3 separate regions of the Homo sapiens genome follow, and regions 1 and 3 are each linked to region 2. A link is a loop called in an ENCODE intact Hi-C map of the cell type or tissue named here. Cell type or tissue: heart left ventricle. All regions are shown on one strand.

Evidence for each region. A loop is a pair of places that touch in the nucleus more often than their neighbours do. Peaks named below come from ENCODE experiments on the same cell type or tissue, not always from the same donor. Only the 100,000 strongest peaks of a DNase experiment are listed, where the experiment ranks them.
Region 1: it touches region 2 in a loop (2.2-fold over the local background); 18 of 110 quality-filtered maps call a loop at or near these places.
Region 3: it touches region 2 in a loop (4-fold over the local background); 2 of 110 quality-filtered maps call a loop at or near these places.

The regions. Positions count from the first base shown.
Region 1 is chr9:121,848,420-121,856,419 of GRCh38, forward strand. All of the region lies in intron 8 of TTLL11 (tubulin tyrosine ligase like 11), which reads right to left. Among named protein-coding and RNA genes, the nearest start is that of DAB2IP, 200 kb to the left of the region's middle. In heart left ventricle, no CTCF peak of the experiment used is centred here; DNase peaks (open chromatin) are centred at 4,472 and 4,752; H3K27ac peaks cover 1,198 bases.
Region 2 is chr9:121,545,781-121,553,780 of GRCh38, forward strand. All of the region lies in intron 1 of LOC107987016 (a long non-coding RNA gene), which reads right to left. Among named protein-coding and RNA genes, the nearest start is that of GGTA1, 50 kb to the left of the region's middle. RefSeq lists a silencer at 390-439. In heart left ventricle, CTCF peaks have their summits at 346 (motif pointing right), 4,885 (motif pointing right) and 5,096; DNase peaks (open chromatin) are centred at 21, 391 and 4,891; H3K4me3 peaks cover 862 bases.
Region 3 is chr9:121,761,578-121,769,577 of GRCh38, forward strand. DAB2IP (DAB2 interacting protein) reads left to right here. Exons shown (of 16, transcript NM_001395010.1): 7 at 1,928-2,072; 8 at 2,158-2,302; 9 at 4,917-5,153; 10 at 6,855-7,056. Among named protein-coding and RNA genes, the nearest start is that of DAB2IP, 110 kb to the left of the region's middle. RefSeq lists a silencer at 2,153-2,447. In heart left ventricle, a CTCF peak has its summit at 3,845; DNase peaks (open chromatin) are centred at 2,314, 2,954, 3,714 and 4,154; H3K27ac peaks cover 2,302 bases.

The DNA of each region.
Region 1 (8,000 bases), 300 kb after region 2:
AAAAGGAAATGAAAGGTATAGAGATTTGGAAGGAAGAAATAAAATTTTCTGTGTTCAGTGGATTGTCAATGTAGAAAATCCCAATGAATTGACAAAGAAACCTCCTGAAGTAACAAATGACTATAGTATGTTTGAAGGATACAAGGTTATTATAGGAAAGTCAATTTTTAAAAATATATTAGCAATGAACAAATGGAATTTGAAATTAAAAACATATTTGAAGTTAAAACCATTTACATTAGCACCAAAATAAAATAAAATATTTAGGTATAAATCTAAGAGAATATGTGCAAGATCTATATGAGGAAAACTAGAAAACTTAGATGAAAGAAATAAAAAGAAGATCTAAATAAATGAAGAGCTACTTCATGTTTATGAATAGGAAGATCATTATTGTTCTTTCTGACTTGATCTATGGATTCAACACAATCCAAATGAAAATCCCAGCAAGTTATTTTGTGGATATTGACACACTAATTCAAAATTTATATGAAAGGACAAAAGACCAGAATAGCAAACATAACACTGAAGAAGAAAAAGAACCAAGTCAGTGGACTGACACTGCTCAACTCCAAAATTTACTATAAAGCTCTAGTAATCAAAACAGTATGGTATTAGTAAAAGAATAGGTAACTAGACCAATGGAACAGAAGAGAGAGTCCTGGTAGGCCCCTGTGAATATAGTCAACTGATCTTTGACACAGGAGTAAATGCAATTCAATGTAGAGAGGTTAGTCTTTTCAACAAGCTGTGCTGGCACAATTGTGCATCAATAAGCAAAACAAATAAATAAGAGAATCTAAACACAGAACTTACACCTTTCACAAAAATGAAGTCAAAATGGATCACAGACCTACGTGTAAAATACAAACTATAAAATTTCTAGATGATAATATGGGAGAAAATCTAGATGACCTCGGGTTTGGCTATAAAATTTTAGACACAAGACCAAGAGCAAGATTCATGAAGGAAAAAAATTGTTAAGTTGAACTTTATTAAGATTAAAAACTTCTCCTCTGAAAAGACATTGTTAAGAAAATGAGATAAGCCACAGACTGGGAGAAAAGTATATGCAAAATATATATCTGATAAAGAACTTGTCTCCAAAATATACAAAGAATTCTTAAAACTCAACAATTAAAAAAACTCAATTAAAACATGGGCAAAAGAGCTGAACAGACATCTCACCAAAGAAGTTATACAGATGACAAATAAGCGTATGTAAAGATACTCAACATCAAATGTCTTTAGGGAATTGCAAAGTAAGACAATGAGGTGGCACTATATACCTATCAAAATGGCTAAATCCAAAAAACTGAGTACACTAAGTGTTGACAAGGATGTGGGGCAAAAAGAACTCTCATTGATTACTGTAGGAATGCAAAATGGTACTACTACTTTGGAAGACAGTCTGGCGTCCCTCAGCATCCACAGGAGATCAGTTCCAGGTAACCCCACCGCTACCAAATTCTGCAGATACTCGAGTTCCTTATATAAAATGGTGTAGTATTTGCATATAACCTATGCACATCCTGCTGTATACTTCAAATTATCTCTAGATTACTTATAATACCTAACACAATGTAAATGTTATGTAACTGTTACACTGTATTTTTTATTTGTATTTTTAAAATTGTTATATTATTTTTTATTTTTCTTAAAAAAAACCTACCAATCCATGGCTGATTTAAATCTGCACATGTGGAATGCATGGATATGGAAGACTCACTGCATATATATATAGACAGAGAGATAAATAGATACAGATGTAGATAGATACAGAGATAGATATAGATATTCATAGATATGGATATGTGAAAGGGGATTTATTAGGGGAATTGGCTCAGGGCTGAGAAGTCCCACATACAACAGACCATCTTTAAAGTGGAGACCCTAGGAAGTCAGTGGTGTGGCTCAGTCCAAGTCTGATGGCCCACGAACAAGAGATGCCAATGGTGTAACTCTCAGTCCCAGGCCTAAGGCCTAAGTAGTTGGAGCTGGAGGGGTGGGGGTGAGGGGAGGACCTGGTGTAAGTCCTGGATTCCAAAGGTCAGAGAACCTGGAGTTCTGACGTCCAAAGACAGGAGAAGAAGAGTGTCCCAGCTCCATGAGGGAGCAGTGAAGGGGGAGGAGTGGGGAGGTGGTGGGCAAGAGAGAGAGAGAAAGAGAAAGAGAGTCATCTTGGCCTTTTTGTTGCTGTTGTTCTATTTGGGCCCCCAGCTGATTGGATGGTGCCCACTCACATTGAGAGTGAATCTTCGCCATCCAGTTCACTAACTCACACACCAATCTCCTATGGAAACACTGTCACAGACACACCCAGAACTAATGCTTTACCAGTTCTCTAGGTATCCCTTACTCCAGTCAAGTAGACACCTGAAATTAACCATTGCACCATACAATCCAACCATCACGTCCTTGGTAATTGCCCAATCGTGCTACAAACTTATGTCCACACAAAACCCACGCACGAATGTTTATAGTAGCTTTAATTATGATTGCCAAAAACTAGAAGCAAGCAAGGTGTATCTCAGTCAGTGAATAGACGAACAAACTGTGGCATATCTGTTCAATGGACTATTATTCAGAGATAAAAAGAAATGAGCTGGCAAGCCATAAAAGACATGGAGAAACCTTAAATGCATATTGTTAAGTGAAAAGAGCCAGTCTGAAAAGGCTAGATACGATATGATTCCAACAATATGACTTTCTGAAAAAGGCTAAACTATAGAGAGTAAAAAGATCAGGCGCTCACGGAGGGGAGGGCTGAACAGGGGGAGCACAGGGAATTTTTAGGGCAGTGAAACTATTCTGTATTACACTGTAATGGTGGCTACATTTGTCAAATGTCAAATCCCACAGAACTGTACAACACAAAGAGTGAACCTTAATGCAAACTACAGACTTGAGTCGATCATAATATACCAAGGTTTTTCCATTAATTATAACAGCACAATCATGCAAGATGGTGTTATAAGGAAACTGTGTGCATGGGAATGGGAGAGTGCATGGGAATTCTGTACTATCTGCTCAATTTTTTCTGTAACTATATGTTCTAAAAATATTAAGCCTATTAATTTTTTAAAAAAGGCTTTTACAGCACCTGGCCTGTGTTAGGTGCTTGATAAATGTAGCTGGTGTTGGCGTCAATCACCGGCAGTTGCATTAGGAGAGAGCCTGCTGGAGAAGATACAGTCAGGAGACCTGGGTCTCAGCCTGAGCACTGCAGGGGCTATTGGAGGTGGCCCCTAACCCGTCCCATCCTTATTTCCACAGCTCTAAATCTGGAATAAGAGAAATTCCTCCCCTCAGTGCAGTTGGGAGCACTGAGTGCTGTGTTTTGCAACAATAAAGTGTGTGCAAACAATTTACTGCCTGCTCCAGGCTGTGGGAGGAACGGATGGATGAGAGGAGTGGTGGGGGGGAAGCCCTCACAGCCCCGAGAGCTCCCTGGACATGCTGTTGTTGTTAACGCCAGGCTTAGCCAAGACCAAGGGCCAGACCATCCTACTAAACACAGCTCTGCCCAATTCTCAGGCCTGGGAGAATTTGAGGGCCGGGACGGGGCTCACATCTTCATGTGCCTGTGACGGTTGTCACTGCGCAAGGCAGACCAGGACTGAGACTCGGGGCTGGCCCCTGTTCTGCCCCTGCCTGCCTGTGGAGCTGTTTCTAGCCCTCTGAGCCTTGGTTTCCTCCTCTGTATATAGGGTCACGGTAGAGCTCACTGGGAGTGTGTGCACTGTGTGGACAAGTGACTTTGGAAATGGTTTGTAATCTGTGACACACACACCCACCAGGAAGGATGGTGGTGGTTAGACAGAGAAAAAGCTACTGTTTGGGCCAGGTGCATACTTTATCACTAAATCCTGACAGTGCCCCAAGGTAGATGTCATTGCCCCATTTCAAAGGACACTGAGGCTCCCAGAGGTGCAGTGCCCCCTCTCAGGGCTTCCCGAGGGAAGGTAGCAGAGTATTGAAACCCGGCCTGTCTAACTCAGCTGCCGGCTTTCTACACAACACTGGATCCTGCGGCTGCTGTTCCTACAAGATCTGGGGATGGTGGGCAACAAGTGTAGGGAGAGGGGAGGCCTACATCAAAAAGAATTCAGCTTTCTCCCCTTTGTCTGTTTTTGGGGGGTGGGGCCAGACGATGGGCAGAGATCCTATTCTCTCCACCCTCAAGGTGACTGAGGATGAGGAAGGACAGGCACTCGCCCGACAAAGGGGCAGCGGGTGTGACTCCACCTAGTCTGGTGGCACTACGGGTGCAGAAGTGGCTTTAGCAGGCCTGGGAGATCAGGGTCTGGGTGAGCGAGGGGGAGGTTGAGCCGGCATCTCTGCTGGCTCTCTTGCTTTTATTAAAAATAATTCTGACGCCAACTATTTTGTAAGCGTGTAGGGCACACATCCAGAGAGGCCCATCTGACTGCGAGATAATTTCAAGGCTGAAGAACATCGTTCGTGCCAGACACCTCGCACGAGGCGCTGCGTGAAACTGGCCTACTTATCCGAGGCCTCCTGTATTTCAGGGGGAGGGGGCAAGCCATGTTTATGTATAAAGGAGACTGCGCTCAACATTCCAAATGAAAATACTCTTCAATATTTCAGTGCATCGTTAACCAAATACATTTCAGCTGGGGCTTACTCCAGCCGATGTGAGCAGAGGCGTCAGATGACTCGCAGTCGGTGACTGAGGGATTTTGCTGAGAGATGGTCATGAGGCTCAGACACCCATGGGATTGGTGGGTTGCCGCGGCTGAGCCCTGGTCCATGGGACATGTGTAGCAGGGCACCTGCTAGATGCCAGTCTCAGTGCTTGGCCTCATGCAGGCGGGAACAGCTCTGTTTCCTGGATGTTGGCCTCATGTCGGGGGCAGATGTCCAGGCCCTTTCACAGTACTCAATGTGTGCTGTGGTCAAGGGCAGCGCTGGGTGCTGCGGAGCAGGTGAGACGGTACTGGGCCCAGCCTGAGCACTGGGGGAGGCTCTGTGAGGGAGGGGACCTGGGGGGTGGTGGTGAGCAAGGAGAGGGGGTTCCTGCAGAGGTGGGGGCCTGAGGGGGCCGGCCATTCTGGCTGGAGTGAGTGTGAGGCTAGTGATGAGTGGGGATGCAGAGTGGACAGGGGTCCAGCTCTCAAGGCCCTGAAATGCGCCAATGTCCTCCCCTGGGGTTGGAATTGTGAGACCAGTGACTGCAGGCAGCTGGGGGCCGGCACAGGCCTGTAAGTGATGGGAGCAGGCAGGGCTCCTGCTTCACACAGCCATGGACGAGGCTGCCAGCACCACATTTCCTCTGTCTTCCCCAGCCTCACTGTCCCCACTGTCGCCAGGGTGGGATGAGGAGGGCCTGGCACTCTGTCAGCCACCAAGGGAGAGTCTGTTGCGGCCACGTCCTGACCCTCTCATCTGGCTGTGAGGCAGGCCCTTCTTCCCATCTCTGTCCCCAGCACCTGCAGAGCAGCTGGCAGGGGTAGGTGCCCCAGAAGCACTTCCCGAGAAAGTAGTGCAGTAGGAGCAATGGGATCACACTAGGGGCAGACCCGCTTCCTGAGCATTTTCCACAGGCAGACATGGCCCTGAGCGCTTTCCGTGTTTTGTTTCATTTCATCCATCCCAAGGTTTCCAGGAGGCAGGCACCATTATTATCTCCACTTTACACCTGATGAACTTGAGGCTTGGAGGAAGTTGCCTAACTTCCCTGAGGTTAGCTAGCAAGTGACCAAGCGCAGATTGAAAGCCCAGTTTGTCTGATTCTGGAGACTGTGGCTTTGGGTATATAGCAAGTCAACCCAAGGCAGCCCCCGGAGCTGGGCACATAGCTCAGGAGGCAGGCATGTAGCTCATCAAGCAGTGGAAGAAATGTTTCTTATTTTGGTCAAAGAGCACTCAGCATATGTCAGATAATAAACAATGCCATTCTTAGATCTCCCTCTCCAAGCAAGAGGTGTGTGGTGTTTGAGCTCTCATGGGAAGGGGACGTGGGGAAGACTCCACAGTCAGTTTTTTCTTCCTTTGCTCTCATGTTCCCTTTGGTTACTGAAAGGGACCTTTAGCTTATATCTTAAAATAGCAAAAACATCTGGCTTTGAAGTAAACAAAGTTCAGAAGCCCCCAGATGTTGGTCTTTTGTTAGGACCAGGACAAGATTCTTGGTTGCCCAGCTCAAATGTTACCTTTGCGAGTAAAATGTTTGTCTCTCACAGCTGACACCATGATTTTGCCTTTAATTGCCTAATCTTGATGCTGTCCTCATCTCTTACCACGGAGATGTGAAATTCCACTCTGGAAAGAGCTGAGGGCAAAGTCTCCATGATAAGAAGGACCTCCTGAGTGCAATTTACATGAAATAAATGCATCTTCACTGACAAATTTGTTTCTTTATTTGAATTCTGGGCAATGAGAGGGCTACTCGAGGGCTACGACATCCCAGTTTTGCTGATAACATCCTCATTTAGAGTTCTGTGTCCTGCTGGAAATTCTAGAAGTGAAAATTAAAATTCTTATCTTTTTTTTAAATGACAATTAACATTGGCATGCTGGAGAGCATAAGCTACATGTTACTAAATTCCATCCAGCTCTTGAAGAGCCATTGACATTCTGACAGAGGTGAAGGCAAGCCCATTTGGGGAATGATGAACCCAGGGTGCAGACGGGGGGTTCCTTAGGTGGGGAGAGCCACATATTAGATGTAGGTCACTGTCAAATTCTAGCTTTTGTTTTGAGTGGTGAGTTTGCGGATGCTTATTCCATTATTAAAAATAGCTAATTTAAAAAGCTAACTAAATAAAAGTAGGTTATGCGTGGATCATGATGGAAGTGTCTCATGAACCCAGGGTGATGGGTGATGGCTAATCTAATTCTATGCACCTGAGGTCTAATAAAACACAAAACAAACAATCAAAAGCAAATTTATTTAAACGGATTATTTGAGTTTTAGATTTCATCATGTGCATGCTTTTTCTCACTAGTTTTTATTTTTTTCCTAATTATTTTAAGCACCATTTTTTCTTCTCCATTTCAATAGCAAGGTCTCCTTTTGCAGGTTATTTTTGTTCTTAAAGGTCTCAAGCATCAGGGATCTGGTTAACCCCTTCAGTGGGCACCAAAGTCTTATAACGGCAGAAGGAAGGTCTGGCTGGCTGCGGGAGAGGGGAAGATGCTTTAGCACTTTGACACAGCAGGCACTGGGTATGGGTGATGATCCAGTCCAAATGGGCGTTCAGAGGAGGGGAGGGAGACCCTGTCAAAGAGACCACCTCTACTCTGAGCCACGGTTCTCACACTCAGGATTCCCTGCTTTGAGGATGCAGGGCATCTTTTATTTTTGCATTTGTCTGCTCATCAAACATTAACTGGGCACTGGGCGAGATGCTTTGCATGTTCCAGGCCATGTGCTAGGCCCTCAAGGATACAGAATGCACAGTGGGTGGCTTTTCTGGGTCACAGCATGCTACGTGCCTTGTATGCGTTCTATCTTAACCCTCACAGCAACCTTCCTCTGTTGCTTCCCCCCATGATAGCTCTGGTCATATACTATTGCAATCGTCAACTGTATGTCATATTCATTTGTGACTGAGAGCACTGGGTATAATGGAAAGGGCAGCAGACACTGAAGTTAGACTGGTTTTTATTCAAATACTAGGGTCCCCACTGTAATATATTTTTTAGAGGCAGGATCTCTCTCTGTCACCCAGGCTGGAGTGCAGTGGCACAATTGCAGCTCACTGCAGCCTTGAACTCTTGAGTGCAAGCAATTCTCCTGCCTCAGCTTCCCAAGTCGCTGGGACTATAGGCAACTGCCATCATGCCTGGTGAATTTTTAAGTTTTTTAATAGAGACGGGGTCTTGCTATGTTGCCCAGGTTGGTCTCGAACTCCTAGCCTCAAGTAGTCCTCCCATCTCAGCCTCCCAAAGTGCTGGGATTACAGGCATGAGCCACTGCTACTGGCCCCCACTGTAATACTTGACGTGTCTGTGTAATTTCACCTCTTTGAGGC
Region 2 (8,000 bases):
TGGGATGGAGGCGGAGGCGCTCCGGGTGTTCTGCAGGCGGGAGGCTTTCCACCCCGCTGGCCCCTCACGTCGGCGCATCCTCATGGGATCCTCACGAGGAGCGAGTGAGGTGGGCTCCATTCTTATTCTTTCCCCTGGCAGGAGGCGAGCAGAGGCTCCGGACTCCACAGGTGGCGCGTGGTGAGTAGCCAAGATGAGCTCAGGCAGCCTCTCCAAAGCAGGGGCGCTAACCTGGCCACCTCTCACACCCTGGCTCCCTGCTGGCCCTCTCCACCCCCGCCCGGTCCCTAAGGCCACATCTCTTCCCCGTCCTCGGCCAGCTCAGCCCAGGCCGTCCCTCCCTATGCCCGCCAGGGGGAGTGCGAGCTCCTTGCAAAGACCTCAGGAGGCCGCTGGGAAGGTCTGGACAGGCCAGGCGGGGCGGGAAGCAGGAGGACCCGCGGGGCGGGGACCGGAGCCGCTGGGAGGCCGCCCAGTTTGACGTCCTGCTCCTGCCCAGGCCTCGCCAGGCCCCGGCCCTCCGCAGGCCTCAGTTCCCTTGTCTATAAAATGGGAGGTGGAGCCCTTGGGAGCAGAGCTGCTCACCTTTTAAGAGCATGTGAGTCACCTGGGAATCTTTTTAAAGGCAGATTCTGATGCAGTGGATCTGGGGTGGGGCCTGGGAAGCCGCATTTCTAATGAGCTCCCAGGTAAGGTCCATGCTGCTGGATCCTGGATTCATCTCTCTTTTTTTTGTTGTTGTTTTGTTTTTTGAGACGGAGTTTCACTCTGTCGCCCAGGCTGCAGTGCAGTGGCGCGATCTCGGCTCACTGCAACCTCTGCCTCCTGGGTTCAAGTGATTCTCCTCCTTCAGCCTCCCGAGTAGCTGGGATTACAGGCGCCTGCCACCATGACTGGCTAATTTTTGTATTTTTAGTAGAGACGGGGTTTCAGTATGTTGGCCAGGCTGGTCTCGAATTCCTGACATCAGGTGATCCACCCGCCTCGGCCTCCCAAAGTGCTATTACAAGCTTGAGCCACCGCACCTGGCCTCTGGATTCATCTCTAAAGGACCCGCCAGCTCCGATGACAATTTGTTTTTTTGGGTTGAACGAGGAAGACCTGCCTGTGTCCCAAACCCTTCTGAAGAAGTGGCTGTTCATGTGGTCATTAACTTATTCCCTCATTCATTCATTCAACAAGCATCCTCTGAGCCTCTCTCTGTGACAGGTCCCTGCCTGGTGCCAGGGATATAGAAATAGACAAGATCCTGTCCTGCCCTTGAGGAACTCATGGACACAAGAACCAGAGATTAGCACCCAATGTGATCAGTGCTGGGGGAGAAAGAAGCCCAGGGCAGAGGTGCGAGAATACCAGAGGAGCCCCTCACTAGACATGTGAGGAGGTCAGGGAAGGCTTTTGGGGGAGAAGACCCCTCCCCCTCCCCCTCCTTTGTTTTTTATTTTTGAGAAAAGATCTTGCTCTGTCACCCAGCAATCACTGCTCGCTGTATCCTCAACCTCCCAGGCTCAAGCTCAGCCTCCTGAGTAGCAGAGATTACAGGTGAGTGCCACCACCCGGCTAATTTAAATTTTTTTTTTTTTTTTGTAAAGACAGAGTCTCACAATGTTGCCCAGGCTGGTCTCAAACTCCTGAGCTCAAGGGATCCTCCTGCCTTGGCCTCCTAAAGTGTTGGGATTACAGGTGTGGGCTCCACCTCCTCTTGATGAATGGGCAGAAGAGCACCAGGCAAAGGGGAGGGGAGGGAAAGGGTTTTCCAGCAGAGGAACGGGCATATACGAGGCCCTGAGCAGAGAAAGCCAGGCCATGGGGGTAAAGTGGTTATGCAGTGAGAGGGGCTGCACACAGACACACAAGAACACATAAACCCCTCACATAAAGCAAACACGCAAACACACCAGCACATACATACACCCCCTCAGAGGTGCAGATGTGGGTAGGAAGCTGCACCCTGAAAGAGAAGAGAGTTCTTATTCGGGAACTTCAGTGAGCTCCGACTGGAGTGGGTTGTTGTAGGACGGTTTCCTTAGCAATCCCCTGCTTTCCTCCCCAAATACTCTCCAAGGACCGCTTCCAGGGCTCTTTCAGCTCCACCGCTGAGGCTCCCCTGGCTGCCAAACTCCAGAGTCTACCCCTGCCCCATCTCCCTTCTCCACTCCCATCCTCAACTCCGGGCCCCCAGCTCTGAAGAACTGACCCCAGGGAGTGTCCTGTCACATACGGGCCCACTCTCATCCCCACCCCTCTCTGCCCCTGTCGCTACCTGCTTTTCCCTACCCCTGGCCCCATGCTGTCCCTCCAGCAACTTTGAGAGGCAGATCTGATTTGCGCCTTTGTTTTTGTTTTTGTTTTTGTTTGAGATAGGGTCTTGCTCTGTCACCCAAGCTGGAGTGCAGTGGCGTGATCTAGGCTCACTGCAACCTCCGCCTCCCAGATTCAAGCAATTCTGCCTCAGCCTCCCAAGTAGCTGGGACTACAGGCTTGTGCCACCACGCCCGGCTAATTTTTGTATTTTTAGTAGAGACAGGGTTTCGCCATGTTGGCCACGCTGGTCTTGAACTCATGACCTCAGGTGATCCACCTGCCTCGGCCTCCCAAATTGCTGAAATTACAAGTGTAAGCCACTGTGCCTGGTCTAGGCCACTGGTCTTACTGTTTGTTTTCTATTTGTCCCACTTACACGGTTATTTTTCTCTCTTTTCTTGCCTTCTCTTGCCAGCCTACACCAACGTACCCAGCAAAAAATACTCTTCAAAAACAAAGGTGGCCTCTTCTAGAAGATCTGATTTTATAAAAAGAAAAAGAAAATTTTTTTTTAAATTCAAGTGAAACTGAGACATTTCATACAAATAAAAATGGAAAGAATTTATCACCAGCACGTCCCCATCAAAGAATTAGCAAAGGGTGATTTTCAGGCAGGAGAAAATGGATCCCAGATGGAAACTTGGAGATTTGGGAGGAAATGAAGGCCAATGGAGAGAGAAAATATTTGGTTAATCTAAACAAATATTGTCTGTATAAAACAATAATAATTAGGTCTTGTGGAGTTTGAAATATATAAAGGATTCAAATAGCAGATGGTAACAGATGACAATAGCATCCAAGTCAGGAGGGGGTAAATGGAGTTTTAAGTGGTCTAAACTTCCTGCATTTCCCTACGAGCAGTGAGAGTTTGTCTGTAGCAGACTTTAATAAGTCAAGGATACGCATTATAATCTTTAGGATAACCACTAAAAGAAAGGAGTACTAACAAATTAATAAAGCAATGCCATGGATTAATTAAAAGTACTGTATCAGTCTGGGCTTGGTGGCTCACGCCTGTAATCCCTGCACTTTGGGAGGCCGAGGTGGGCGGATCACTTGAGGTCAGAAGTTCAAGACCAGCCTGGCCAACATAGTGAAATTCCGTCTCTACTGAAAACACAAAAACTAGCTAGGCGTGATGATGGGTGCCTGTAATCCCAGCTACTCAGGAGGCTGAGGCACGAGAATCGCTTGAACCTGGGAGACGGAGGTTGCAGTGAGCGAGATCGCACCACTGCACTGTAGCCTGGGTGATAGAGCAAGACTTTGTCCAAAAAAAAAAAAAAAAAACCCACCAAAACAAACAAAAAAACCCATATAATCCATAATAAGGTGAGAAAGGAGGGAAAAATATATTTTTAAAAGAAACTTCAGGGTAATTAAAATGTTCTTAAATTGGACGGTGGGCACACAGTGTCCCACTTCAACCTGATTCATATACTGCACGTATATTAAATAAATTTTTTTTTTCCAGATGGAGTCTTGCTGTGTTGCCAGGCTGGAATGCAGTGGGGCGATCTCAGCTCACTCACTGCAACCTCCGACTCCCTGATTCAAGCAATTCTCCTGCCTCAGCCTCCCGAGTAGCTGGGATGATGGGCACATGACACCATGCCCAGCTAATTTTTGTATTTTTAGTAGAGATGGGGTTTCACCATGTTGGCCAGGATGGTCTCGATCTCCTGACCTCATGATCCGCCCACCTCGGCCTCCCAAAGTGCTGGGATTACAGGTGTGAGCCACCAAGCCCAATCTAAATAAATATTCTTTTCTCCGAACTCCACAGTTGATAAAAATGTTTAAAAAGCAAAGCAAGTGGCAGAACATTAGGCATATGCAATATGACCTCATTTGTGTGTGTGTGAATATATATATATATATATATATACATATACATATATTCTTTCTGTTGAAGAAAATCTGGGCTGGGCATGGTGGCTCATGCTTGTAATCCCAGCACTTTGGGAGGCTGAGGCAGGAGGACTGCTTGACCTCAGGAGTTTGAGACCAGCCTGGGCAACAGAGTGGGACCCTGTCTCTACAAAAATAATAATGAAAAAACTACCTACATATGGTGGTGCGTGCCTGTAGTACCAGTTACTTGAGAGACTGAGGTGGGCGGATCGGTTGACCCAGGCAAGTGGAGGCTGCAGTGAGCCATGACCGCTCCGCTGCACTCCAGCCTGGGCGACAGAGCTAGACCCTGACTTAAAAAAAAAAGAAGCCAGAAAAATAATCTGAAGCCTGTTTGCCAAAATGCAATCAGAGGTTGTGGTGGGATGGAATTCTGCAGGGAAGCTGCCCATGCCTGCCTTTTTCTATAGTCCATGGAGTTTGCATGTTGTTTTCAGGAAGTATATTATTACTTAATAATTACAAGTCACAAACAGGCCGCAAATATGTTTCCGTTTTGAAAAAATTAATTTGAAACTATGTGATGAGAATAGGATCGATGGCTGCCGTGGGGTCCCCAACGCCTGCCGATCCCGCGGTGTCCTCCGCTCTCCCCAGCACCAGCACCTCCAGCTGAGCGCCCCGACCACCTGCCGTCGTGACCACCTCGCCCACACGGTGGCGCTGCGGGGACAGCCCAGCCTCTCCAGGCTCCGAGGGCAGGGGACTGTTGTGGCAGGGAGGGGGCGGCGTGTCTTCGGGACCTGATTGATTTCTTTGGCCTCCCGCCGACAGCCTTACCAGGTGGCATCCGGAGCGCACGCTGGCAGCCAGTCAGTCGCCTCCGTGGGTAGCTCCGGAGCATTCACGCGGTGGTGCCGCCCAGCCCACCTCCCCCCACCGGAGTCAAATGGGCTCGTGTCTCCTGGCGACAAGACTGGATTCCCAGAGCAGGCCTGGAGGGCTCTCACGGCACTTGTTAGGACAGGCTTGGGGCCTGCCTCCAGAGGACCTTAGGTTCGGGTCCTTGGGGGAGTGCAAGCCGTGTTGACCCACCTCACGCGTCAAGGGAACTACAGAGGAGGGAGAGGGGGGTCTTGCCTGGGCCCCTCTGGGCTGAGGTTGAGTGTTTCTGATCTGTCTCTGAATTCTCCCACATGCAAATCTGAGCAAGCCACTCCCTGCTTAAGACACGCAATGGCTCCCTATCGCCCTCAGGAGAAGGTCCAAGTCCCTAAGCCTGACTCCTGAGGTTCCTTACCACCGCCAACACCCAATGCTCCATCTCACTTAATCCCTTCATTCCCTTAAACCTGTCAGGCACTTTCTTACCTCTGAGGTTCCCACATGCCATTCCCATTCACTCAAACACCTTTTCACTCCTTTTTCTTCTTGGCTAACTCTGACTCATCCTTCAGACCTATAGTTTAAATGTTGCCTCCTCCCGGAAGCACCCCCCTGCCGCCCAGCCCCCAAAGGTCCCCCAGGCTTCCCTTTCTCAACATCACATGGAGTCTCGCTGTGTCACCTAAGCTGGAGTGCAGTGGTACGATCTCTGCTCACTGCAACCTCTGCCTCCCAGGTTCAAGCGATTCTCCTGCCTCAGCCTCCCAAGTAGCTGGGATTACAGGTGCACACCGGTTAATTTTTGTATTTTTAGTAGAGACGAGGTTTTGCCATGTTGGCCAGGCTGGTCTCGAACTCCTGACCTCAACTGATCCTCCTGCCTTGGCCTCCCAAAGTGTTGGGATTACAGGCGTGAGCCACCACGCCCAGGCTTCACACTTGATTCTAATGATGGGTTTATTGCCTGCCTCTTTCATTGGACGGTGGCCTCAGGAGGGCAGGGGTCTGTCTTCCTGGGTCATTACTGCTCTCTCAGGGCCAGGACCATGCAGCACTCAGCAGGTGCTCCATACATTGCTGTGCCATGAGCGAATGTTCGTGACCATACCTCTCCTGGTGGTGGGTGCTTGAGGGGTGTGCAAAGACACTCGGTGGCCTCTGGGTAGGTGGAGGTGGCAGGGACGAGGCACAGTTACCACAGCCTGTCTAAGGAACCACTGGGCTTCCCTTGGACTCCTGCTGTCTGGAGAGACAAACCACAATGACTGGTGGTTGCCAGGCCCCTCCCCAGCACCCAGAGGGTGGCTGGACACAGGCTGACCTCAAGCGGCACCAGAAAGAGATGAGTGTGTGTGTCCCTTCACCCAGCCCTGTCTGGCCTCCTCCCTGTGCACGCGGTCGCCTCCCAGACTCGATGCCCAGCCTGCATGCCCAGCTGATGATGGATATCGCCTCAAATGTCCTCCAGCATCCTAAAGTCATCTGAATTCTCATCTTCCTCAAATCGCTTCCCTTCCTGGTTCCCCATCTCAGGAATGGCTCCACCATCTCTCCAGCCACCAGCCTACTTTCCTCCCTCTACCATCACCCACCCATCACCAAAGTCTGGTCTCTAATTGAGGACCCCACCATCTGCTTTGCTGATCTCTCCAGGGTTCTAGGAATAACACCCTCGCCCACCCCTAAGCCCTCCTGAGCCCCATATCACAGCCAGGCTTATTTACTTTCAGTTCCCCAAATGAGCTGTGCCTGCTCTCTGCTCCTGGCCTCTGTCTGTGCTGTTCCCTCAGCCTGGCCTCCCCATTTTTACCTGGGGAATGTGTGTGCACCCCTCAGGTTTCTGCTTAGACATCCCTTCTTCCAGGAAGTCCTCCCTGATTGGGTGCCCCTCCTTGGGGCTCCCATGGTCACCTGGGCTTCCCTGGTCTCTGCCCTCATCACACTGTGTTGCTGTTGCTTATCATCTGTCTCCTTGTTGCCAAATCTTGGGACAGCGGTCAGTCCTCAGCACATACAGCTGCTCAGCCTTGCCTGACCCAGCTGGCCATGCCCTCCTTGCTGAAAGCCCTCCTCCCATGGCTTCCAGGTCACTGCTGTCTCTGAGGTCTCCTCCTGTTGGCTGGCTGCTCCTACTCAGTTCTCTTGGCCGGTTCTTCCTCATCTCCTGCACCTAATGTTGGTGTCTTCCAGGACTGGGCCGGGACCTCTCCTCTCCTCTCCTCTCCTCTCCTCTCCTCTCCTCTCCTCTCCTCTCCTCTGTCTACTCTCCTTCCCTTTGCACCGGCCTTCAGATGCCTGGGTTTCAATCCCATTTGCATGCTGACAGCCCCTGAATTCTATTTCAGCCTGAATCTGTCCTCCGGCTGCTCCTCACCTCTCCACTCGATGTCTAATGGATGCCTCCAGCCCAGCAAGTTCACATGAAGCTCTTGGCTCAAACCCCTTCCTCCACTGACTCTTCTTCTGGGACCCTCATCCTTCTGTTCAGGAAGCCAAAAAGCTTGGTGTCATCGTTCACTCCTTTTTCTCACCCCACATCCAATCCGTCAGGAAAGCCAGTGACCACCTTCAACATACACCAGAGTCCCACGCCTTCTCACCACCTCGCCTAGACCACCTGGTCCAAGATCTCTTGTTAAGGCACGTGCAGTGGCCTCCTGGCCCCATCACTACTTCAGCCCTGGCCCCCTGCAGTCTATTCCCAACTGGCACCTGGCCTGGAAGTGAGGCCATGTTCACCCTCAGGCCCCACCTCACTTGGAGTAACAGCCAAGCCCTTCCCTGCCTACGAGACCCTCGGGGGCTGACCTGTTCTCCCACCACTGCTGGCCTCAGAGCCTTCGCACTGTCTGTTCCCTCTCCCTTTGAAACTCCCCCCATCATATCTGCACAGTGCCCTGCCTCTTGCTTTCAGATCTCTATTCAGGGAGGTCTCCCCTGGCCAATCTGCATGCAGA
Region 3 (8,000 bases), 220 kb after region 2:
CCCCCCTCCCTCTTGCACTTGCTGTATGCTGCAAGTGCAGGGCTGGGGCGGGGACCTCCTCCCCATGGACCCGCGATGGGGAGCAGTTTTCCTCTGTAGTGCTCAGCTACCTCCTCCCTCACCTTCTCCCCCAGCCTTCAGACTTGGCTGGCTAGGCTGCACGTTGGGCCAGCTCTGGCTGCCCCGTCCTTAACATGCTGGTCAACACTGGGGACGTATGCTGGGAAACGGAATGAATCAAGGACCCATGGGCACCAGAGAGGGAGTGATGGGGGCTGCAGAGGCTGCATTATTTTCTGCAGTTGTGTCTGATGTTTCAGTACCTGGTTCCCAGGGCTGGGCTGGGGCTGGCCTGGGAAGCGGATTCCTCCCTGAAGCAGCCTGAAATGATAGGTATGTCCAGGTGCTCGTGGAGGGAGGTGAAGTCAGGGCTGCAGCCAACCCCAAAGGCCCTCAGTGGGATTGGGGAGCAGTAGATAGAAGCATAGAAAGTAACTTGTGCTGCTGGGGTGACAGGTACCTAAGCCCCCACCCCTGGAATACTTGGGAACTAGCCCCTCTTCCGTCTCCACGGCTAGAGGAGTAACGGAGTCTGGGAAGCAAGGGACTTGGACCAGATCTGGCCCCAGGTGGCTGTGTGGCCTTGGACAAGTCATTTTCCTGCTGTGTGTGCATTGGTTTCCCCCTTATTGGGTCCTGGCTCTCAGGAAGTTCTCATCCCAGCACTGGGGCCTGGCTCTCATTGCGGGAGTTCAGGAAGGCTGCAGTCCTGAGCGGGAGCCCTGGAGGAGCCCCGGGGGAGATGCACCTCTGACCCCCGCTTTAGTGTATTCAGAGAATGAGACCCTGGAGGTCGCCTGCTGGTCAGGAAGGGGTCCTCAGGCCACATGATCCCCAGGAAGCCAATGACAGCTTCCCCTTTGCCCCTGCTGTCCCTCTGTGCCTCTGCTGTGCACCCTGGGTTCCTGTGTCTAGATCTCAGTTCTGTTTTAAAGGACCCCAAGGTCGTGCATGTCGGAGTGAGGAATTTCTTGAGCACAGATGCCTGGGTCCACCCCTCCTGGGCACCTTGCAGGCTCTGTGCTAGGTGGCCCCCTGCCCTGACTGTCACCCTCCCTTGAAACTATGACAGTTTTTCCTATTTTCTTCCCCTCCCCCAAGCCACAGGTTAGTTGTGAGCACAAGGAGGTGGGGGCTTCTGAGGGAGGGTGTTAGTATCTGCATGGTTGCTAGAGTAGGGGGAAGGTGTGGGTTCGGGCTCCTGTGCTGGGGTTTTCCCACAACACTGTGTGTGGGACCTGATGGGCCTGGGGCTGCTACCCTGGATTGCCAGGTGGGCAGTGGCGCCTCCACCTTCCCTCTCCAGCCAGTTGCACATCACTTCCTGCTCTCACCTGCCTGAGCATGGTGGCTCACGACCTCCCCGGGCAGTGGGGCTGCACAGAAGGCATCTGTGTCTGGTGTGGGAGCCCCCACCAGAGTCATAGGTGGATACTGATGGCCATTCTTACCATGAGACAGGGCAGCCTCATTTGTCCTCTTTGGCACTGATGGTGCGGGGAGAGGCGAGTCCTGCTGTGGTCACCAGGCCAGGCCTGATCAGGGCTGTACATGGAAATGAGTCCATTCTCTGTGGTGGTGGGGGCTTGTGGCTCCACGTGGCATGCTCTCATTCAGGCTGCCTCCATCCATAGACCCGGCTCTACTGTCACCAGTTCTAGGCTCCTACCCTGGCTGGGGGCCCCTGCCCTGCCCACACTCCCCAGCAGCCCCCAAAGGTGGGCACACTGTTCCTCTCCGGGACCCCCGCAGCTTGGTGATGGAACAGCCTCAAAATGCCAGGACTTCTCTGGCTAGGTCTGGAATCCTAGGGCCCTCCATGCCAGGCCAGCTCAGGTCCTGCTCTCTCCACCTCCTGCCTCCCCAGGACTTCCTGACAGACCTGATGATGTCAGAGGTGGACCGCTGCGGGGACAACGAGCACCTCATCTTCCGGGAGAACACACTGGCCACCAAGGCCATTGAGGAGTACCTCAAGCTAGTGGGCCAGAAGTACCTGCAGGACGCCCTAGGTAGGGAGTGGGCCAGCAGCAGGGCAGAGGGTGGGGCAGGGCCCGCCAGGTCCTCACTCCCCACTCCCTGCCCACTTGTCCATAGGTGAGTTCATCAAAGCGCTGTATGAGTCAGATGAGAACTGCGAAGTGGATCCCAGCAAGTGCTCGGCCGCTGACCTCCCAGAGCACCAGGGCAACCTCAAGATGTGCTGCGAGCTGGCCTTCTGCAAGATCATCAACTCCTACTGGTCAGTGCGGTGCCCAGGTCTCCCCACCCTGTCGCCTTCCCCATCCTGTCCTTCAGTGTCTGGCACCCGCAGTGTGCCTGATGCTGCCTGGCCCCTGAGTTGTACTGACTTGCCAGTCCCCTGGCCTAGTCCCTTTTGAGCTCTCAGGTGGGGCAGCGTTCAGCATGTTGCTGTGGTTTTGTGATGGAAAGAACCTGGACACGCCAGTCTGCCGTCTCTGGTGATGAGGGAGCGCCCTTCATGTGCCGGGGGCTATTGTGGGTGCTTGGGCTGCAGCGGGAGTGAGACTGGCAGGCCCTGTGTGGGCCCCCACTTGGGGTGGGCGGATGGCTTCACCTGAGGCTCCTCACCTGTCCGTGGGAGCTAAGGTGCTCATGTCACAGCCTTGTGATGGGGCCAAGCAGGGGCACGTTGGGGGCCTGAGCACCAGGCAGGCCTCTTGCTGGGACTAGAGAATAAACAGAAAGGACTAGACTTTGAAGTAGAACGGGGTCTGCAGACTCTGCCAGCCCCAGAAAGCAGCAGGGCATGCAGCAGTGGGCTGCTTAGACAGGCCCCTCAGCAGGACCGGAATCAGTCCCGGAGAAACTTGCGGTAAGGCCGACTTCACGGCCACCAGCTTGCTCCTGGGATATATGTGTGTGATGGCCAGCCAGCCTGGTGCCGAGTATAGCCTCGTTCTGTGGTGGCACACAGGACTGTGCGGGAGGGCCTTGCTGTCAGCCCAAGCAGTGGGTTCATATTCACCCCAGAGGAGCTGCCCAGGTTTAACCTGTGTCCCCCTCCAGCTCAGGGCTTACAGCCCCCACCCACCCAAGCCTCCGTCCACAGCCTGTTCTGACACCACTCTCTCCCCGGCCTTACCTCACTCCTTGTTAGGTTCATCTCTTTCACTCACCTGCACCTTCCCCTGCATACACTCCTGCCCTTCCTGCTCCGAGGCCACACCTGGTACCCTCTGTCGCAGCCCTGATCCCATCAGGATAGGGTTGTGCCTGTGCCTAAAACATTTCCTGTGAATGCTGGGGCACCCTGGGGGCAGGTGAGCCCACCACCTCAGGACTGGGCACACAGGAAGGCCAGAGAAGTGTTTGCTGCTCCCCAAGGACAAGAAAAGGCAGGGGGAATGGGCAGGCCAGGAGGGTTGGCACCCAGGGCCTTAGCCCCTGGGCTATACAAGGTGCTTGCCTGGGCCAAATGGGCACCTCAAGATGGGCCACAAATGTGCAGCTTTCCACACCCCTGGGCCGGTGGAGGAGAGCGACTGTAGGGCCTTGAACTCTGGGAACACACTTCCCATTCCCAGCTGGGCTGTGCTTTCCCCCTCCCCCTCTTCCAGGGGGGCTGGGCATGTGACTCAGGGAAAACATATTTGTGGACAGTGATTTTCCATTTCCTCTTTCTGGCATTTATCAGAGGCACCTCTCCATTCTGGACAAGGCCATTGATAGATGTCACCACTCAACACCTGCCCCCTGTCCAGTTCTGTGCCAGGCACTGTGAGAGCCACGGCTAAAGGTGGCTCACCTTCATTCCCCGCTAGGTGTGCCCTTGATGGGTCAGCCAGCATGCATTGCAGGAGAGCCTGCTGAGCAGGCTGCTGGGCCTGTGGGGGAAGAAATTTCAAGTTGGTCAAGCCTGTTGTAGCCTTGGGGTTTTAGCCTTACGATGGCTCTGTGAGCTTGGCAGGGCAGGCCTTGCTCTCAGTTTAGGGGAGAGAAAACCCAAGCCTTCCAGGAGGGCTAGGGCCTTGGTCAGATCACCCTGAGCTCATGGCAGAGCCAAGTGTAGACTGAGTTCACGGACCACTGGGGCCTGGCCTGCCCCAGGCTGGGAGATGCATCTTTTAGGGAAAAAAGATAGGAAACCCACTTAAGGGTTGGCCAGGTGGGCCTGACCATGGCAGGCCAGGATGCCCAGTGGAACCAGGAGCCCCATTGTCTAGGGCCAGCTCTGCCGGCTTGCTCCATCACCCTGGGGCAGTCACTACCTCCCTTTCCCTCCCCATGTAGAGAATGGAGAGCTGTGTTGTCCCACCGTGTTCAGGGGTAGTCCCATCTTCTTGATCTTTCTGAGCTTTTAGGAAATCCTGGATTCCTGTGACATTATTCAAGCAAAGGAAATTAGTCTCAAAGCCAGTGATGGGAACCCAAGGAATAGTGGTCTATTCCTGTTTTCCTCACTTCCCCCTAGACCCAGATGCCTGCTGTTTGGGTTGAAAAATGAAGTAGACACTGGCAGAGAGGTGGGGAGGGCCCAGACCAGAAGCTGGAGAGGTGGTTCAGCACTGGCCCTTGGCAGTTAATTCCGGTTAGGACGGAGAGCCAGCTCCTCATGCCTCCTCCCATCCCACCTGCCCGGCCCTTCACTGAGAACCCACTGCCCGATGGGAGCCTGGGTCTCCCTGCTCCTCCTCCTGCCTGGGCACTTGCTCCAGCCACCCTGTATTGACTGCTCTCCCCAGATGGCTGTGTCCTCAGAGCTCAGACAGCGGGGCTGACCTCACGCAGCTGGCGGGGTAGAGCCAAGGTTGGAATGCAGGTTCCTGCTCTGTGCACTCCTGTCCTGGGCCCCTGCCTGACAGCCAAGCCCACCTTTGTCTGTCCCTACACAGTGTCTTCCCACGGGAGTTGAAAGAGGTGTTTGCCTCGTGGAGGCAGGAGTGCAGCAGTCGCGGCCGCCCGGACATCAGTGAGCGGCTCATCAGCGCCTCCCTCTTCCTGCGCTTCCTCTGCCCAGCCATCATGTCGCCCTCACTCTTCAACCTGCTGCAGGAGTACCCTGATGACCGCACTGCCCGCACCCTCACCCTCATCGCCAAGGTCACCCAGAACCTGGCCAACTTTGCCAAGTGAGTGCCTCCTCCCTCACCAGGCAGAGTTGGGCAGGGCTGGTGTCCACAGGGCAGGCCCTGGGGGTGTTTCTGCCCCCAAGCTGAGCAGAGACCATAAACAGGCCCTGGTTTTGTCCCTGTCATCCTCAGTCCTTCTCCTTCCCGCTTTTTAAAAAATAAAATCTCCACACCCTGTCCTTCTACTCAAGGTATATGTCATTTTGGTATGTTTCTTAATTTTTAAAGGTGACGACATGAGACATTTTTTTCCTTCTGCTTTTTTGAATTAATGTATTATTATAAGGATTCTCACATATCCCTTAACATTCATTAAGCCCTGTTTTGAAATAAATGACTAATATTCCTCCAAGGGGGACTGGCCCATATTTCCTTAATCCATTCCCTGTGCTTGGGCACTTGGGTTGGGCACCACCATCCTGGTGTCAGGCTATCAGGATGTCTTTGCTGATAAAGCACTATTGGTGTTTTTGGCTGCATCCTTAGAGCAAGTGGGCAGAAGTAGAAGGGCTGGGTCGTCTCACTGTTGTTCATTCTCAAAACATAGATTGAGCCCCATCCTGGGGCCATCTGTGTGCTGGGCTCTGACGGCACCAAGATGAATCAGTCCTGGTGGCGCTCAGCACTTCAGCCAGGGAGACGTGTGGAATGAGCAGGAGAGCAGTGATAGACACACACGAGCCTCTTAGGAGGGCTCTCAGCTTGTTGGGAGAGGAGACAGGAAAGCCTCCAGGGTGACATGATCCCCCAACTGCATGTCAGGGTGAGGCGTTCATTGTCTCAAGAGGAGCAGAGGCTGGGCATCCCAGGGAGGGCCATGCACTGTGCCAGGTCAGGAGAAGCGGGCGATGAGACCTAAGAGGACAGCAGGGACCTGAAGGCCAGACAGGGCTGTGGGAGCCACCAGAGGGTTTTAAACAAGGGAGAGGATGGCCTTCCTCTGTTCTGGATCCTGAAAAGCTCACCCTGACAGCAGTGGGCAGATGGGTTGGAGGGAGCAGGATGGTAGCCAGGAGACGTGAAAGGAGAGCATAGCTGTGGTTCCAGCAACAATAGCAGAAAATTCGCAGGGAGGGGAGCGGGTACAGGAGGCAGTGGCTGCAAGGGACAAGGTTAGGGGTGATTAGAAGGCAAAATCAGTGGGCCGTGCCATTTGGGAATGAGGAAGAGGGAGGAGTTGACAGCTGCCAGAGATTCTGTCTCAGGTGTATCTGTATGGGTAGTGGGGTCTCCACTTAGGGTAGGGAGCTCAGGAGGAGGGCATGGGTTTGGGTGTTGATGATGACTTCAGGTGTGGCAGGCTGAGTAGGAGGGACTCCCAGGGGTGGTGCCTGCAGATATATTAATACATGCCTGAAAGCTCATTGGGAGACCTGGGTTGAGCAGGGATTGAGCATCATCTGCATACCAGGGCAGTGAAACTTGGAGGAAAAGCCGAAGGACACTGTTAACAGGCAGTGTATGGGGGACACAGAACATTCCAGGTCCTGAGATAAAAGGTTCAGAAAAGGATCGCTGGACTTACCATGAGCAAGGAGGGCCCTGGTGACCTGGGTCAGAGCATATTCAGCTGACTTGGGGAGTGAATGGAGTGGGAGCCTGCCATAGTGGGGAAAGCGGGTGGTGGTGTCCCAGTGGAGGGAGTTCCTGGGCAGGGCCTGCCTGGGCCCAGTAGTGCTCACCCAACTGCCCTCTCTCCAGATTTGGCAGCAAGGAGGAATACATGTCCTTCATGAACCAGTTCCTAGAGCATGAGTGGACCAACATGCAGCGCTTCCTGCTGGAGATCTCCAACCCCGAGACCCTCTCCAATACAGCCGGCTTCGAGGGCTACATCGACCTGGGCCGCGAGCTCTCCAGCCTGCACTCACTGCTCTGGGAGGCCGTCAGCCAGCTGGAGCAGGTGCCTGTTGCCGTGGGGCGGAGGTGGGGCCAAAAGCTGCCATCAGGCTTTTAGTGTTCCCCCTTCCAGAGTAACCATGGAGGGCAGAGAGTTTGCCCAAGTGGCATGATCAGGCCAGGTCCTGTCAGAACACACTGGGGATCTGTGGGCCCCATTTTCTCTGTGGGCAAATGCTATGTTCACTCAGCAGTATCTGCCAAGGCTGCCCCACTCTGGGTACTAGAGCTGGGGTGTTCCGCATGCACTCAGCCTTTAGTGGACAAGCGCCACTGTGCTGCCTGCCAGAGCATGTGAGAAATAGAATTGGATCGTGAATCCGCCTGTATGAAGAAGATGACTCAAGACCCTGTACCTCCACTTGTCCAGCAGGAAGTCGAAAACCTTTCTAGGATTGCCCTTGACCATCAGTTGACAAGGTTACTCCCTAGACACCTCTGACACTGCTGCAGTCACCTGAAGTGAGCCCTCCCTAGCCCGAGACTTCACTGACCCCCAGCCTCAGCCCACACAGTGAGCAACTAGTTCTTGGACTTAAGGGCTGGGTCTACCAGGAACTACTTCCCGAATATCTGTTGCTTTCTAGGGCTCCAAGGGACCACCTTACTTTTGTAAGGTGCTGAAACTGGCCTGGAAGGCCCTTCATGCCTCCTGGTCCCATTCCCTAGAGGTGACCGCTCAGAGCACTGGTATGCAGCCTTCTGGACACGATCTGTGCATGTGTAAGCGCACACACACATGCAGGCGCACACACATAGAGCTCTTTTCCTTCTTCAGTTTGTTTTAAAGCAAGAACATACTGTGTATGCTGCTGTGTGCATTTCTTACCACTGTGTTGTGGGCCTCTTTGCTTGTCAGTGCAATCTCCACCACCCCCAGGGACTTTTTAATGACTGCATTGTATGAATGCTATTTATTTCACCAGTCCCCTATTGATGGACACTTAG